Regions from separate parts of the Homo sapiens genome. Here region 1 is linked to region 2. A link is a loop called in an ENCODE intact Hi-C map of the cell type or tissue named here. Cell type or tissue: natural killer cell. All regions are shown on one strand. Links, peaks and the distances in the headings refer to the core of each region. The heading gives the core; the rest is flanking DNA.

Evidence for each region. Peaks named below come from ENCODE experiments on the same cell type or tissue, not always from the same donor. Only the 100,000 strongest peaks of a DNase experiment are listed, where the experiment ranks them.
Region 1: it touches region 2 in a loop (2.7-fold over the local background); 2 of 110 quality-filtered maps call a loop at or near these places.

What each region holds. Positions count from the first base shown.
Region 1 is chr12:68,116,329-68,125,242 of GRCh38, reverse strand. No RefSeq gene overlaps it. Among named protein-coding and RNA genes, the nearest start is that of IFNG, 39 kb to the left of the region's middle. In natural killer cell, for the core only: no CTCF peak of the experiment used is centred there; DNase peaks (open chromatin) are centred at 5,112 and 5,232; H3K27ac peaks cover 4,652 bases.
Region 2 is chr12:68,037,044-68,045,957 of GRCh38, reverse strand. No RefSeq gene overlaps it. Among named protein-coding and RNA genes, the nearest start is that of IFNG-AS1, 52 kb to the right of the region's middle. RefSeq lists an enhancer at 3,502-3,751. In natural killer cell, for the core only: CTCF peaks have their summits at 5,123 and 5,328 (motif pointing left); DNase peaks (open chromatin) are centred at 3,397 and 5,297.

The DNA.
Region 1 (8,914 bases), core at 665-8,664, 79 kb before region 2:
AATACTAGCAGAAAATGTCCAAATCAAGGGAAAGAGATAAATATCCAACTACAGGAAAGTCAAAGTTTTCTGATCAGATTCAATCTAAACTAGACTACCCCAAGACAGGTAATCAAACTGTCAAAAATCAAAAGACAAAGAAGGCCAGGTGCAGTGGCTCATGCCTGTAATCCCAGCACTTTGGGATGCCAAGGCAGGCAAATCACTTGAGCCTAGGAGTTTGAGACCAACCTGGGCAACATGGCAAGACCCTGTCTCTACAAAAAATGAAAATATAAAAATACGAAAATTAGCCAGGTGTGGTGATATGCACCTGTAGTCCCAGCTACTCAGGGGGTTGAGATGGCAGGGTCACTTGAGCCTGGGAGGTTGAGGCTGTGGTGAGCCAAGATCGTGCCCCTGCACTCCAGCCTGGATGACAGAGCTAAACCCTGTCTCAAAAAACAAAACAAATAAACAAAAAAGAAACAAAAGGAAAAATAAACACAAAACCCGAGAAACTAACAAACAACCCCCTCCCCCGCAAAAAAAAAAAAAAACCCACAAAAAATCAAAGACAAAGAGAGGATCCTGAAAGCAGCTAGAGAAATGAAGAAAATAACATATAAGGAAGTTTCAATAAGGCTAGAAGCAGATTTCTCAGCAGAACCTTACAGGCCAGGAGAAAGTTGGATGATGTATTCAATGTGCTGCAGGGGGGAAAAAAAAACCTGTCAATTAAGAATATATTGCCTGGTAAAGCTGTCCTTTAGAAATGAAGGAGAAAGAAAGACTTTCCCAGACTTAACGTCAGCTGAGGAATTTGATCACCACCAGGCCTGTCTTATAAGAAATGCTACAGGGAGTTCTTCAAGCTGAAATAGAAGAATATTAATTATTAACATGAAAATTTATCAAAGTATAAAACTCACTGGTAAAATAAAGATGCAGTGAAATTCAGAATACTCAATAATCTAATGGTGGTTGAGATTAGATCACTTATATTCATACTATGAATATAAGTGATAGATCACTTATATTCATACTATGAAGATGAGATGAAACTACTAAAAATAATAATAGCTACAATACTTTGTTAAGGGATACGCAATAAAAAAAGATGTAAATTGTGACATAAAAAACAAAACATGTGGGGCATGGTGGAGCAATAGTGTTAAGTTTTTTAATGTGGTCAAAGTTAAGTTGTTAGCTTAAAATAACCTTTTATAACTATAAGATATTTTATGTTAGCCTCAGGGTAACCACAAAGCAAAAATGTATAGTAGATAAACAAAAGATAAAACTTTAAGGAATGAAAGCATACTAGAAAGAATTATCTAATCAGAAAGGAAGACAGCCAGTGAGAAAGAAAGAAACAAAGAATCTACAAAGCAATCAGAAAACAATTAACAAAATGACAGGAGTAAGTCCTTACCTATCAATAATTACCTTGAATATAAATGGATTAAATTCTCTAACCAAAGACACACACAGAATGGCTGAATGGGTGAAAAAATAATAATATGCTGCCTTCAAGAGACTCACTTCACCTTAAAGGACAAACATATGTTGAAAATGAAAGGATGAACAAAAATATTCCAGGCAAATGGAAACCAAAAAAGAGCAGGGAGAGCTATGGTTATGTCAAAAAAAAAATAGACTTTAAGTCAAAAACTGTGAAATGTGACAAAGAACTTCATTATCTAATGATAAAGGGATTAATTCATCAAGAAGATATAATAATTGTAAATATATTTGTGCCTAATGTCAGAGCTCCTAGATATATAAAGCCAATATTAATAGACCTGAAGAAAGAGATTGACTGCAAGACAATAATAGTAGGGGATTTCAACAATGAACAGATTATCTTGACAGAATATCTATAAGGAAACATTGGATATACCAAATGGAACTAACAGACATATACATGACATTTTATCCAACAGCAGCAGAATACACATTTGCTTCAACATTCCCCAGGATAGATCATATGTTAGACCACAGAACAAGTCTTAACGAATTTAAGAAGATTGAAATCTTATCAAGTATCTTTTCCAACAACAATGGTATGAAACTAAAAATCAATAATAGGAGGAATTTTGGAAAATTTACAAATATGTGGAAATTAAACAACATGTTTCTAAATAACCAATGGATCAACAAATAAATTAAAAGAGACATTTTTTAAAAATCTGGAGACAAATAAAAATGGAAGCACAACATACCAAAACTTATGGGATGCAGCAAAAACAGTTCCAAGAGGGAAGTTTAAAGCAATAAACATCTACATTAAAAAAGAAGAAAGATCCCAAATAAACAGCCTAATGTTACACTGCAAGGAACTAGAAATAGATGAATAAACTAAACCTAAAGAAAAATGTGGTTTTTATTCCTCGTCATATGAAGCTAATCTCTCTTAACTTTCATTTTCTTAGCTTCTAAGTGGGAATAATGAAATGTTTCTTGTAGGATTATTTTGAAATTTATTGATAATAGATAGGATGTATGTGACCCAATGGCAGCCCTTGCTCACTCTGCACTAACCGTGCATGACTATTTTTCATTTTTTCAACGGGCAGAACTTATTTTTAGCTTGTGGTCAACTAAGATCTTCTGAGTTTTTTTTTTTTTTTAAACCTAGGCAAACTGAGGTCTTTCTATCCTAAATATATGTAATTGATTTTTTTTTAGAAACTTAATGCAGGTCTTTAACATTTATCCCTTTAAAACAGCTGACTTAGGGCCTTACCACAAACAGCTCTCCTGGTATGGAATGTTCTTCCTCCTGACCTTCCCATGGCTGTCTCTCTCTCTTTTTTTAATCATTCAGGTCTCAGTTTACATGGCATCCTTTCAGCAAGACCTTGCCTGATGATTCAATCCAATGCTGCATCCAAGTCACTCTCTGTTATACTCTGCTTCTGTTCTCATTTCTTTAGTTGCTTATCATCCATTACCCACCCCACCTCAGCCTGGCCAGCCTGCACTTATAAGAACACCTAGCACAAAATGAAAAGTCAATGAATATTTGTTGGAAGAATAAATAATAGTCATTCTTCTTTTGTTATTGAGAAAAAGTTCTTAATATTGGTTCATTCCTACAAGATGCCTTAACATCAAGGAAAAGAAGTTATTTTCACTTCCTATCAGCATTAGCCTCACATTCTTTAAAAATAGTTTTTTATTAAAGTTTTTTTTTATAGTAGCATATAGAAAGTTGAACTTTTTCAGAAGAATCATTGGATGATGTGCTTTGAGGCAGGCAGCCTAACAGATAATCTTTCTACACCCCCAGGGACAAGAACCAGGGGTTCTTCCTGCTCTTAGATAAACTATAGTGTGAGGTGAGCTATTGGGAAGAAGAAGTGAATAGAAAATAAGCAAAGGAGGCCAAATTTTTGTCACTGATTCAGTATAGCAGCTAAGGGATAGGGAGAATTGAAGAAGTCCTGAAGTTCTGGCTTAGGCCACTGGATGGATAGTGGTGTTATTTGGCAATATAAAAGCACTGTATAAAAGCAGGCAGAAGAGGAGAAGCAAGATCAGGAGAAGTGAGAAGATCCAAGCACAGTTGGGGAGAATAGGTTTGGTGCTCAGGGATGGGTCCAGACTAGACTGAAAGATCTGGGGCTTCTTCTGCAGGTGGCAGTTGAAGTTATGGGAGCAGTTAAGATCACTAAGTAGTGTCGGAGAGTGAGCAAAGAGGGGTAAGGACTGGATCTTCAGTCACAGTAACATGGAGAGTCAGGAAGATAAGAGGGGACTGGAAAGGGCTAGCCAGGGGTTTAGGGGAACCAAGAGAGTGGCATCAGAGAAGCCAAAGGAAGAGTGTATAGTCAACGATGTCAGATGCTGAAAGATGGCAAGTTCTTAGACCAGAAATGAGTCCACTGATTTGCCAATCTGTGGTCCTTGGTGACCTTTGGCAGTCACAGTTTCAGAGTTGGTGGTGGTGATGGGTGGGGGCAGAACTTAGAAAGCAGTGGGCTGAGTAAAGAAATGAAAGAAGAGAGATCTCATCTGTCTATGTTCTTTAAGATGTGGTAGTCTGTTGCACTACAGTGGAACTGCTAGGAAAGTGCTGCTTTTAGCAATCATATTATATATGCTGGTGGCTCAGTTTCAGCTTGTGGTCATCTAAGATCTTCTGACTTTTTTTTAAACCTTGGCAAGCCAGGGTCTTTCTATCTGAAATGTACATAATCGATTATTTTTAAAACCTTTAATGCAGGCCTTTAACATTTATCTCTTTCAAATAGTACCTTATTAGTGTAAGCCAAATTTTCCAAACATATTCTAAAGCTAATTTCATCATTGTTTGCTTTATAGTCCTGCCTAGGACCTTACTTTTTAAGATGCCTGGTTCTCTTCCTTAGAAACTAGGGATGGCGGTGTTCCTGTTACTATAATTTGTGCATGGAAAACTAGATTGAGCTCAATTTCATTCCTGGGAAACAACAACTTTCTTAGCTAAAATATAAACCCTAACTGGAAAGCAACTGACCAGAGGTTAAGAATTGCATTTTGAAATAGTAATTGACCACAAATCAAAAGACATGTACTATTTAATGTGCTTGATTGATTTCAAGCTTCCAAATCCTCAAAGCTAAAAACTGTCATCATAATGTACTTAGTTAATGGGTGACTGTATTTTTAGAAAAGCTTTTGACAAAAGGCTAGAAAAAGACTTAAATGCATAAACCAGGGTATTTTCTTGCCTGAGTATTCCATTAATTGAGATTTTATACTTAACACCTTTTTTTTAAGTTTTACAAAGGACCATGAAATTGTGATCCCTGTGAGGTAGATGGGCTATTTTTATTTCACTTCTAAGAAGATCAAGGTATAAGGTACCTATTTCCTCGGATGTTATGAACCCAAAGAATATAATGATGACATTTTGATTTTCCACCCAGGCCTTTTGCCATGACTTTCCCAGCACTCACGTCAGATATCTTCATTCACAATTTAAAAAGAAGAGTTATGTCTCAAGGAGAAAAATCTAGGTAGGAACAGATAGAAACAGTTTTACATAGAGCTCAGCTAATTGTGTGAAGTTGGTGGTCATGAAACTGTGGGACTCTGAATGTTGGTTACACCAAGGCGCAATGTGGGCAGAAGATGCTTCCTCCAGGCAGCTTGGGCAAACTGTTTAGTGCAACACCCTTGCTGTGTAGGCTTATTTTTAGCAGAAACAGGGACCTTGAACTCATCAGCTCATTTTGAGTTCAATATGAAATCTGAACCTAGACCCGAGAAGATGCCTACCTGTGTCCCCACCCGCCCCCTTGGTGTGCTGCCAGAAAATGTTTACTCAGAGCAGCAGCTGAAGTCTGTTTGGGAACCTGCAGCCTGTGTACATCCGACTAGTGACCAAGATGCTTGGGTGTGTGCTGACTCATTTAAGAACAACTGATTTAGAGAGCTGCTGGGGTGTGGGTGTTAGTGTGCTGTGGTTCATTTTCCAGCATGCTACCAGAAAAGCACTGGATGGAAGTGGCAAATGACAAAGTCAAAACACAGTTACTGTACTGTTCAGAATATAGACAGCAATTTCCTTTCTAAATCTGTCTTTTAGGATGCCCTAGTCATTAGCATCTGGATTTGGCAATATTTTAGAAATATTTAAATATAGCTATGTTTAATGAGCACTTACCACATGCTAGGCATTTTTCTAAATGTTTTACAGGCGTTAAATCATTTAGTTCTCATAGCCACACTCTGAGTTATCTGTTCTCATCTGTCATCATGGCCATCTTGCAGTTGGGGACAGCTGAGGCTTGGGGATATGTAATTAGCTTAAAGATACCAGAGTATCTGTGGCAGAGCATGATATAAATCTAGGTCTGACTCAATGTCAGACTCAATATGACTCAAGTCTATATTGTTAACCTGTTAAATGTTACTGAGGTTTTGGTGCTATTTAAATAGAAATAAATGGGTTGTGCTTAATGTTCAGTAAATACAATTTCTATACCACTTTCTGATTTTTTTTGTATATGGATATATATGAAATAGAAGTCAAGCGTTTGTCCATTTAATCTGAAAATGTGCACTCAATTGTGATTAGGTGTAGGAAGATGGTGCGACGATCTTTTTACACGTGATGGATTCTTAAGTCTTTTTAATTCTTTCAGGTGGCTGATCTCTGTTCAGGGATATGTCAAACAACCCTTCTTTCTCCAGCAGGCAAGAGGCAGGTCTGGGTGGGACACTCTGGGCTGGGCTGGGCCTAGCTTCTGGAAACACCCAGGGATCCCTTAAGTCATAGCCTAAGTCAGGGTCCTGGGGCCATTGAGAACTCTTCATGGTTAAGAAGGGGGGATACCTGAGGGTAAGTTAATTACTCCAATGGCATAAATCAGTGTTTCAGACATACATTTAATCATCTGTAACAACTTTTGTTGACCCTATCTTAAGGTCATTTGAATCTTTTTCCAGAAGCCTATTGCTCTTGGCAATCTGAGGGATGGGGCAGTTAGAGACAGAGGGCTTTGACCCATATGTCTCAGGCCTCATCAGCATGACTACAGAATAGAGACATTTATTTATTTATTTTGTAATTGCCTAAATTACGAAATTGTGTACTCCCCTCCTTTTCTTGCCCAAATGCTAAAAACTGGAACCCCCTACCTCAACTGCTCTCTCAGTATTCTGAGAGCTCTCAGTGTCAGGTTTCACTGTTCCTCCCTCCTCCACTCCCCAGGTCTCTGTCTTCCTCTGCGCTGTCATGACCTTCGGGGCTGGGCTGCTGTGATCATCCCTGCCACCTTCCAGAGACCACTCTCATACCCTCTGCTTGATCTCAGAAAATAGACCTCTGCCCTCCTGTTTTCCAGCTTGTCTGAACTGTATGTAGCACAGGCCCTTCCATAATTCCCCGTAATACAACTGAGGCCAACCACGTAAGTATAGGCATACTTTGTTTTATTGCGCTTCGCTTTCCTGTGTTTTGCAGATATTGTGGTTTTTACTAATTGAAGGTTTGTGGTAACCCCTTATATCCACCTGGTCTATTGGCTCTGTTTTTCCAACAGCATATGCTCACTTTGTATCTCTGTGCCACATTTTGATAATTCTCATAATGTTTCAAACCTTTTCATTATTATTATATGTGTTGTGGTGATCTGTGATCAGTGATCTTTGATGTCACTATTGTAATTGTTTTGGGGCGCCGAGATCTGTGCCCCTGTAAGACAGAGATCTTAATCGATAAATGTTGTGTGTGTTCTAACTGCTCCACCAACCAGGTGTTCCCTGTTTTTCTCCCTCTTCTTGAGCCTCCCTATTCTCTGGGACACAACAATATTGAAAGCAGGACAATTAATCACCCTACAATGTCCCGTAAGTGTTCAAGTGAAAGGAAGAGTCACATGTTTTCTCACTTTAAATCAAAAGCTAGAAATGATTAAGCTTAGTGAGAAAGGCATGTCCAAAGCCGAGATGGTCTGAAAGCCAGTCCTCTTGCACCAAACAGTTAGCCAAGTGGTGAATGCAAAGGAAAAGTTCTTGAAGGAAATTAAAAGTGTGACATCAATGAACACATTAGTGACAAGAAAGTAAAACTATCTTATTGCTGCTATGAAGAAAGTTTCAGTAGCCTGGATAGAAGACCAAACCAGCCACAACATTCTCTTAAGCTAAAGCCTAAACCAGAGCAAAATCCTAAATCTCTTCAATTCTGTGAAGGCTAAGAGAGGTGAAGAAGCTACAGAAGAAATGTTTGAAGGAAGCAGAAGTCGGTTCATGAAATTTAAGGAAAGAAGCTGTCTCTATAACACAAATGTGCAAGGTGAAGCTGCATGTACTGATGGAGAGGTTGCAGCAAGTTATGCAAAAGATGTAGCTAAGTTCAATGTTGAAGGTGGCTACACTAAACAATGGATTTTAAATGCAGATGAAATAGCCTTATATTGGAAGAATATGCCATCTAGGAGTTTCATAGCCAGAGAGGAGAAGTCAAGTCCTGGTTTCAAAGCTTTAAAGGACAGATTGACTCTCTTGTTAGGGGGGCTAATGTGGCTGTGACTTTAAGTGGAAACCCATGCTTATATATCCTTCCCAAAATCTTAAAGTCCTTAAGAATTTAACATCAGTTAAATCTACTCTGCCTGTGCTCTGTTAATGGAACAACAAAGCCTGGATAACAGCACATCTGTTTACAGCATGGTTTACTGAATATTTTAAGCCAACTGTGGAGACCTACAGCTCAGAAAAAAATATTTCTTTCAAAATGTCACTTCTCATTGACAATGCACCTAGTCACCCAAGAGCTCATGCCTTCTGTGTTAGGCTTTATTCTGCAGCCCATGGATCAAGGAGTAATTTCAACTTTCAGGTTGTATTATTTAAGAAATAAATTTTAAAAGCCTATAGCTGCCATAGATAGTGATTCCATGAATAGATCTGGGAAAAGTGAACTGAGAATCACCCGGAAAAAATTCACAATTCTGGCTGCTATTAAGAACTTTCATGATTCATGAGAGGAGTTTAAAATATAAACATTAATAGGAGTTTGGAAGAAGTTAATTCCAACCCTCGTGGATGACTTTAAGGGATTCAAGACTTTAGTGGAGAAAGTAACTGCACATGTGGTGGAAATAGCAAAAGAAGCAGAAGTGGAGCCTGAAGCTGCAAGTGAATTGCTGCAACCTCCTGATAAAATTTGAGTATGTGAGGAGTTGCTTCTTAGAGATGAACAGAGAAGGTGATTTCTTGAGATGAAATCTACTCTTGGTGAAGATGCTGTGAACACTGTTGAAATGATGGCAAAGGATTTAGAATATTACATAAACTTAGTTGATAGAGCAGTGGCAGGATTTGAGAGGATTGGCTCCAATTTTGAAAGAAGTTCTACCGTGGGTAATATGCTATCAAGCAGTGTTGCATGCCACAGAGAAATCTTTTATGAAAGGAAGAGTCAATCAATACAGCA
Region 2 (8,914 bases), core at 494-8,493:
ACACTTTTGGTGGGACTGTAAACTAGCTCAACCATTGTGGAAGACAGTGTGGTGATTCCTCAGGGATCTAGAACTAGAAATACCATTTGACCCAGCCATCCCATTATTGGGTATATACCCTAAGGATTATAAATCATGCTGCTATAAAGACACATGCACACGTGTTTATTGTGGCACTATTCACAATAGCAAAGACTTGGAACCAACCCAAATGTCCATCAATGATAGACTGGATTAAGAAAATGTGGCACAAATATACCACGGAATACTATGCAACCATAAAAAAGGATGAGTTCGTGTCCTTTGCAGGGACATGGATGAAGTTGGAAACCATTATTCTAAGCAAACTATCACAAGGACAGAAAACCAAACGCCACATGTTCTCACTCATAGGTGGAAATTGAACAATGAGATCACTTGGACACAGGGCAGGGAACATTACACACCAGGCCTATTGGTGGGTGGGGGGCTGGGGAAGGGATAGCATTAGGAGAAACACCTAATATAAATGATGAGTTGATGGGTGCAGCAAACCAACATGGCACATGTATACCTATGTAACAAACCTGCACTTTGTGCACATGTACCCTGGAACTTAAAGTATAATAATAATAATAATAATAATAATAAAAGAATCTTACAATTAAAGGAGAAACAATCAAGCTACTGATAGCTACCGTGCTGTCTCACCAACATGATGATGGGGAAATCACAGGAAGGGTGCTTAGAGGTGCAGACCAGCAGCACCTAATCCAGTCAGACGGAGACCTTAGGGAGGAGAGACATTGGGATGTTTGAGCATCCCAATTTTGAAAAGCAGGAGTTCTCCAGGAGAAGAAATAGTAGAAAAGGTCTTTACGAATTAAGAATACAAATTATGGAAACACAAGAATGAGTAATGAGCCTGCTGCAGTCGAGAAACCGCATTATTATTATTATTATTATTTTTTGTGGCTAGTGCCTGGTTATGTGTAAGAAACATTTTATTATTGATACATAATAGATGTACATATTTGGAAGGGTACATTTGCTATTTTGATACATTCATATCATGCATAATGATCAAATCAGGATAATTGGGATATTTTATTTTTAAAGGAATGTTGAAGCAGTAGGCAGGAGCTGGATCATGCCTTGATATAGAGTTTGGACTTGGTGATAAGGCAGTGGGGAGCCGTAAGAGTTCTAGTGCTGTCCTCACACTCACTTCTTTAAGTGTCTCCCAGACCATTTGCTTTTGAAATGTGGCTCATCAGCTTACCACTTTCAACTACTGAAGGAATCATATAAAAGTCTTCCTGGCCGAGGTACAAACTGCTTCATTTTTAATGTCTGCATTTAGAGTATAGTATACCCTGGCCTGATCTCACATCTTTGTCTAATTTCCAGCCTTTGTCTAGGTTACAGCCTTCTTTAACTCAGTGGTCCCCAACCTTTTTGGCGCCAGGGACTGGTTTTCTGGAAGACAATTTTTCCATGGACTGTGCAGTAGGGATGGTTTTAGGATGATTCAAGTGCATTACATTAATTGTGTACTTTATTCTAGTACTACATTGTAATATATAATGAAATAATTATGCAACTTATAATGTAGAATCAGTGGCAGCCCTGAGCTTGGTTTTTTTTTTGTTTGTTTTCTGTTTTTGATGGAGTCTCGCTCCGTCACTCAGGCCAGAGTGCAGCGGCACGATCTCGGCTCACTGCAACCCCTGCCTCCCAGATTCAAGCAATTCTCCTGCCTCAGCCTCCCAAGTAGCTGGGATTACAGATGCCTGCCACCACACTTGGCTAATTTTTGTATTTTTGGTAGAGACGGGGTTTCACCATGTTGGCCAGGCTGGTCTCGAGCTCCTGACCTCAAGTGATCCGCCAGCCTCGGCCTCCCAAAGTGCTGGGATTACAGGCGTGAGCCACTTCGCCCAGCCTCCTGAGCTTGTTTTCCTGCAACTAGATGGTCCCATCTGGGGGTGATGGGAGACAATGACAGATCATCAAGCATTAGATTCTCACTCATCTCCTGAAGCTCATGCCTTTTATATATAAAATACCTACGGGAATTTGGTTAACAAAGGCAGCTAAAATGATGTGAGGACATGAAGTCCAATAGGCAAATATTGGATCAGAACATTATGCCAGAGATGTCCGGAGCTCTCTGGGAGGTGTTGAGAGATGAATGAAGGGTGGGGGATAGGCACTGACAACCCTTGGAGAGCCAGGTGGAGAGGTAGTGATGATTAACTTTAGTTGCTCTCCCACAAGGCTGGGAGAAATTAATGAGCAACAGAATGAATAAGCAAGTTTACTAAAGTTTAGGCAACTTCAATGACTTGAATATGCATAATGTACCACTGCTAAGACATAGTTGAGTAAAGAGGTATGCAACTAAAAATTCCCCAGGCTTCACTAGATTATGTTAGAAAATACATTAATTACAGAATATTCAAATCCTGTGGTTAATTGTCTTCATTCCTGAAACAAAGCCCAAAGTCCTTGCAAAGTTGCCTCCCCACCAGCCTTTTTGGAGCCATCAGGGCATATGCTCAGAGATAAATCTGCTCATATGGCACCTGCTACCTTCCTGGCATGCATCTCTCAGGTGTCGTCTCAGGAGATTGTCCCTCTCCTGCTGGGTGTCACAGACTTGGGGAGCCTGCAGCCAGGCACTGCCACTGAGCCTCACCACTGAGGGGTTTATGAGGCCATCCTGGCTTTAGGGGCTCCAAGTGTCACGTTGACCAAAGCAGTCCATTTTCATCTGTTTTATAAAGGGTCCTGTGTATCTCAATGGAAAAGTATTCAGCCTTCTAAAAGATGTTTGAAGACGATTTCACCAGAGCTTCCATGGAGCCAGGACCCTGCTGTATTTCAGGGAAAAGTGGGCAAGTGTTCATTTTCCAGCTTGATGCAGAACTTTGTTGCCTGGGGAGCAAAGTACCGCTGTTCAAACTCCAAGTCTTACAAAATTGCTTATTAAAATAATTCCTGACATTTTGGCTTCTACATCTTTTCTCCCTAGGTGTCAGGCCTAATCAGTGAAGTAGACTGGAATTAAACACCCCATCTTTTTCTGTCAGAGTTCTCAGTTGTCACCAATTAAAATCTAGTAGTAGCAGAAAAGGAATTTATTAAAGAATATAAGATTTCCCAGGAGGCCGGAAAGCAGGCTGGGAGGCTTCCCAGCCAGCACCAATTCTCAGAGTCACAGTAAAGAACAGACCAGGTGGGAATAACTGCTGACTCCACCAGGCACAGACTCCTGCTGGTACTAGCTCGTGGTGTGACCTTAGCCATCCCTCCCTCTAGTAACTGAATTCACCAGCTGCCATTCTCACCAGAGTGGGCTCTAGGTGGCACTTGTTTCTTTGCAATACATGCTTGTGATTAGAAAACTTGCTGAGGTGCACGTGATTGTCTGGGTCTGTGTCACAGACCAGTGTACTGGCTGCAGAGGAGGTGGGGAATTCTCCAAATATAGGAAGTGTGTTCAATTGTGTTGAGAAGCCCAGACGAGTGATAACATGTTCACTTGAACATCGCTGTCCTCGGGTTCTCTTCCTCTCCTCTATACCTACCCCCAACTACACCCACGCCAAAGCCACAGTACCTTTCCTCCTCATCCACTTAAAGCCAAATATTTCATTAGAATTGAATTATTTGAGGCCTGTCACCACCACCTCACCAAACATGCCCAGACATGACTGAACCTCAGCACTGGAAACACTTAGGCTCAAGCTGAAAGTTTCTTAAGTGCTACACATTAGAAACAACCAACCATTCCTAAACTAGTCCATGAAACCACAGGACACTAAGAAAGGATAGCCCAGATCTAGTAAAGAACACAAACATGTTTTCATGACAGTGATAATAGATCTTCGTTTACACCACCACTGATTTGAAAGGCTATACTGTTTGTTTTGTTTCTTCTTTTATTCTTTATTCAATATTCAACTTAACTATTGAGTGGACCTAAGCACTGTTAATAAAGCAGTAAACAAAGCCCTGCCCATAAAGTGTTAATATTCTAGAGGGAGACGCAGACTATGAACAAGGACTCAAATGCATACACAGTGTAAGTTCAGACAGTGATAAGTACATTAAGGAAAATAAAGGAGGGTTAAGGAATAGACGGTGATGGGACTGATGCTCATTTATATTGAGTGGTCTGGGAAGGTTCAAGCAGATTTGAATCATGGAACAGTGTAATATGAAGAGATTTGGGATCAGAGGTGCCTGAGTTGAAAACATACCCAGGAGCTAAAGTGAGAGGAAGAAGGTCAGAGTGTGGTGGAAAGAAGCCTGAAGATGAAATGAGACAGATAAATAGGGCCAAAATATGGAGGTTCTTGTGGGCCACCATTAGGAGTTTAGCTTTTATTCTAAGCATAATTGAAAGCCATTGGATAGTTCTAAGATGAGCAGTGATGATAGGCTTAGACTTACATTTTTTCAAAGTTCTCACTGGCTGCCCTATAAATAGTAGATTATGGGGTTTTAAATTGGAGATGAGGAACCTCTCAGTAGACTTTGCTGTGATCCAGGTAGAGAAACATGTTGGGTTGGACGAGGGTGGGAGCAGTGGAGATGGTGAGATCAGATCAGGTTTGGGATGTATTTTGCAGCCCAGTCTGTCAGGATTTGCTGATGCTTTGTATGTGAAAATGAGGCAGAAAGAATCCAGTATGAACTTCTAGGAAAGCACTTTGTGACCGATTGTATTTTATGGAAATGACTACAGTATTTCCTGTTAATATAGTTTTCCAGAAACTTGCTACTCCCTCATCAAGAGTTGGAGTCTGTGTCCTATCCCCTTGGAACTAAGAGGGCTTTTGTTAGACTTTTAACTATTAAAATATGGCAGAAGTGATACATGTCTTTTCTGAGTCATTAAAACGTGATCCCACTGCTGCCTGATTTCACTGGGACACTCATGCTGTAACCCAGCTACCATGCTGTGAGGAAGCCCAGGTCGCATGGAAAGGGCCAAGTGGAAAGGCACCCAGGCCCCAGCCCTCAGTATCAGCTATGCTTCCTGCCAACAGTCAAGATTTTCTTGCTAGCTTTTGAGTGAGGTTTATTGGACGTATGCTCTCAGATGCATGACTGGATCCTTCTCATTACTACACTTATTCCAGTCCTTGATTTTTGTCTACAAAGTGATTTGAACTATTAGAAAACGTCCCCAAAGCAGGCTATAAATGGCCCTGAGCTCAGTCTCCATTTTGTATGATTCACAGTGCCCTTCTCCCCGTTTTTCCATCAGACAGGACATCTTTCTCTGAACCTGTCGTCCACTCTGTTCTTATTCCTCTGCTGCCCTCTAGGGGCCATTAGCCACATTGCCCCATTTAGATCCTTTATGCTTGGGGGAAAAAAAAAAAGTTACCATTGATTGACTGGAAGGAACTATTCTAAACACTTCATATATACTTACTCCTTTATTCTTGACAATCCTATAAGGCAGATACTACTATTAGCCTCCTTTTAAAGATGAGACAACAGAGATTAAAAAATTAAGTAATTTGTCTAGGCAAGGTCCTACAATGACAAAGCTGGAATTTGAACCAAGGCAGTCTTGTTCTAGAGTTTATATCTGCATTATCCTCCTTCTCCTTTGGTAGGACAAAGTAGATCTATTGGGCATGCATATGAGACTTGTTTACATCTATACCTTGTAAAAATAAATTTGCTTTTAAACTTAGGTATTTATCTTTTGCCTTGATGACGGCAGCAGGTGCCTAAATGGCCTCCCCAGGCATGAACAGATTCCCCACCAGTTCTGCTCTCCATGCGGTAACCAGAGTGACCTTTTTAAAAAATTGTGAATGAATAAACTAAAGAATACTTTCTCTCATCACCTCTTCTCTATACAGAAAAAAATATAACCAGTCTTACCAAAAAGTTAGATTAGTCAGCTAAGCAAACAGGGTTCGAATATTCTAGCACCCTGAAACCACAGTCTAAAATGGTCTTCTGATGTGTGGTTATAACACTTAATATACAGTGTTTGTCTCTTAGTAACTTTAGGTTTATCTTATTCAGCATCACATTATTTATCCTGTAAGGAAGTAAGCATATCTTCTCTGTTTCATAAGAAGATACCTTACTGTACAAAATGGTACTGTGGCCTAAAGTCACCCAATAAATATGGTGCAGGTTTGGAGTTGTTACTTAGAGTAGAATGCAACTCCTAAAATCTAAATATTTTTCAAAACCTGGATGAGATGTGCAGTGGAACCCTGTAAACACAATCTTTTTTTTGAGACGGAGTCTCGCTCTTTCGCCCAGGCCGGAGTGCAGTGGCGCTATCTCGGCTCACTGCAAGCTCCGCCTCCCGGGTTCACGCCATTCTCCTGCCTTAGCCTCCGGAGTAGCTGGGACTACAGGCGCCCGCCACCGCGCCCGGCTAATTTTTTATGTTTTTAGTTGATACGGGGTTTCACTGTGTTAGCCAGGATGGTCTCGATCTCCTGACCTCGTGATCTGCCCGCCTCGGCCTTCCAAAGTGCTGGGATTACAGGCAGGAGCCACCGCGCCCAGACAACACAATCTTAAACAGAAGCTTTATATGTAAACCACATAAAAGCTGCGCAAGTTGAATAGGAGGCAATAAATGAGGGAGGTGTGTGCTTGGGCCTCTAGAAAGACATAGGAAGCATATTTGAGAAATCTCTAGGGCTTGGCTTCAAAAACATTATTGTAAAGCATGTGTGCATCTAAGGTAACGGCGCTATAACTTGTAATAAAGATGGGAAGGAGAGAAGCTGCCAATCCCAAACTGATGGTCAATATTTGTGGATTCCAACATTCCCAGTTCCTTTATTTATTTCTGGACTATCTAGTTTTCTATGGCTCATCAAATAAAAATCAATATGCCCATATTTACACAAAGCCACCTTCATGCCCTCTTCCAGGAGGAACCAGAGAACTTGAGACTTCCCAGCTACAATTTCCAACCTTGCTCTTCTGGGTTTTCCATTCCATGTTGAGCACTCAGAGATTTTACTAGGTTTAAGCTTTCTTGCCTGGTGGGTGGGAGTAGGGAGGGGGGTGGAAATGAGGTGACCATTTATTGAGTATTTGCTCTGAGGCAGTGGTGGTGGGGTCGGGGGTTCCTTCCTGCTTATCAGAGCTGTGCACCTGCTCACTTGCCAGATGATATGCAAAAAAGAATCCAAAGAAGCAGCAAGAAAGCCAATACGTTTTCTTAGATCAAAATGACATATCCCAAAGCTCCTCTCTTTCCGATTATTTTTGATGAGAGCAAAATTATTATACTCAACTCCAGTGTGAATCTACATCACAGGGGGAGATTATTTTAGGTGAAAATTCCCTTATGATTAAATAGATGTTTGTGTGCTTATTTTTGTTGTTTTAAGAATCCTCCAGGATAATTCTGATGCAAACAGGCCTAAAGCCAGAAAGACTGACATACAGGTTTATTTGATAAATTGAAGTTTATTAAATACTATGACCATTATTTTCTGCATTAACCTTATAATATTGGTCACTTGTCTTCCTTTCAAGTTTAAAAACATTTTTTTAAACAGGCTTGAAACCTGCGGGGAAAACATATTATTGTGACATATCACATATCACAACATATCACATTGGCCCTGAGGATTAAACTGTTTCCAGATCCATCTGGTCTGACAGACATAAGTGATTGATTCTTGCTTGGTCTGTAACACACCCCAAATGCATTCACCTGCTATGCCATTGCCCCCTCTTCATTTTCTACTATGAGCTTTAAAAAACTGGAGTTATACATCTCATGGCTCTTAAACTAATGCATGGCTTGTTCCTGACTGCCTTCCAGCACTGGAAGAAAAAAGTAATATCTTTGTGACAGCATGATTACTTCCACCTGTGACAGCTCTTCTCCATTGTGAAATCTGCAAAGAAATCATCTGGAAGGGGAAAATACATGTGTTCTGGGATTAAAGACATAACAGGCATGTACTGAATGTGTCAAAAAATTTGAGATGTTGAGGGAGCTGAAGACAAGCCCTCTACATTGTAGATGTAGTACCATAAGGAATTTTCTAAAGAAGTCTTATGAAGCAATTGTTTTCAGTGGTTTACTACATTTATGAATCTTCAGCCCATCAGTGGAAAATATGATGCTCTGAGAGTCAGCCATGAAGCTGGGCTAGAGTGGGGTGCTAGTTTATCTTGAAAGATAGTTCTTTCAAGATGTATAATGCCCTGTTTCTCCCAGCTATTACATTTCACTTCATTTCTCTAGACCACAGGGTTCTAAGACACTTAGTCTAATTTAGAGGCAGTCTTTTGTTAAGACACCACTGAAGCATATAAAGTTCAGCCAGTGGGACCCAATTGGGTAGCTTTATAGAGAGAAGTCCAGATTTAGTTATCAATGTTAATAGGTAGGTCTTTTCATTAATGTCAGCCAACCAATGTACTACAACACATCATATTGTTTTTTAAAGGACACATCTAATTAGCATCATGATCAGACTATTACATTGAGCAGTCAACAGCATGGGTGCAAAGAAAAATTGACATTAAAACCCTTTATAGGCATGGTTTACACTTTCTACAGAACAGAAACTAAAATAAACTGTTGTACAATTGGTCACAACTACAGTCCTTGAGATTTTTGCCCATACACATGAATATTGTCAAAAACATGTCTTCTTTGTAGCAGCTAGGTCCTACCACGACTGTGCTTGGCTGAGTTAAAAAATCTGTTGTAACCTGTAGTTTCCTTGTCATGTTTCCAGCTGTCCTCTCCTGCTAAGCTTTGTCTCGTGACAGTAATTAAAATCTGGCTGGGCACAGTGGCTCATGCCTATAATCCTAGCACTTTGGGAGGCCAAGGCGGGTGGATCACGAGGTCAGGAGTTTGAGATCAGTCTGGCCAACATAGTGAAACCCCATCCCTACTAAAAAT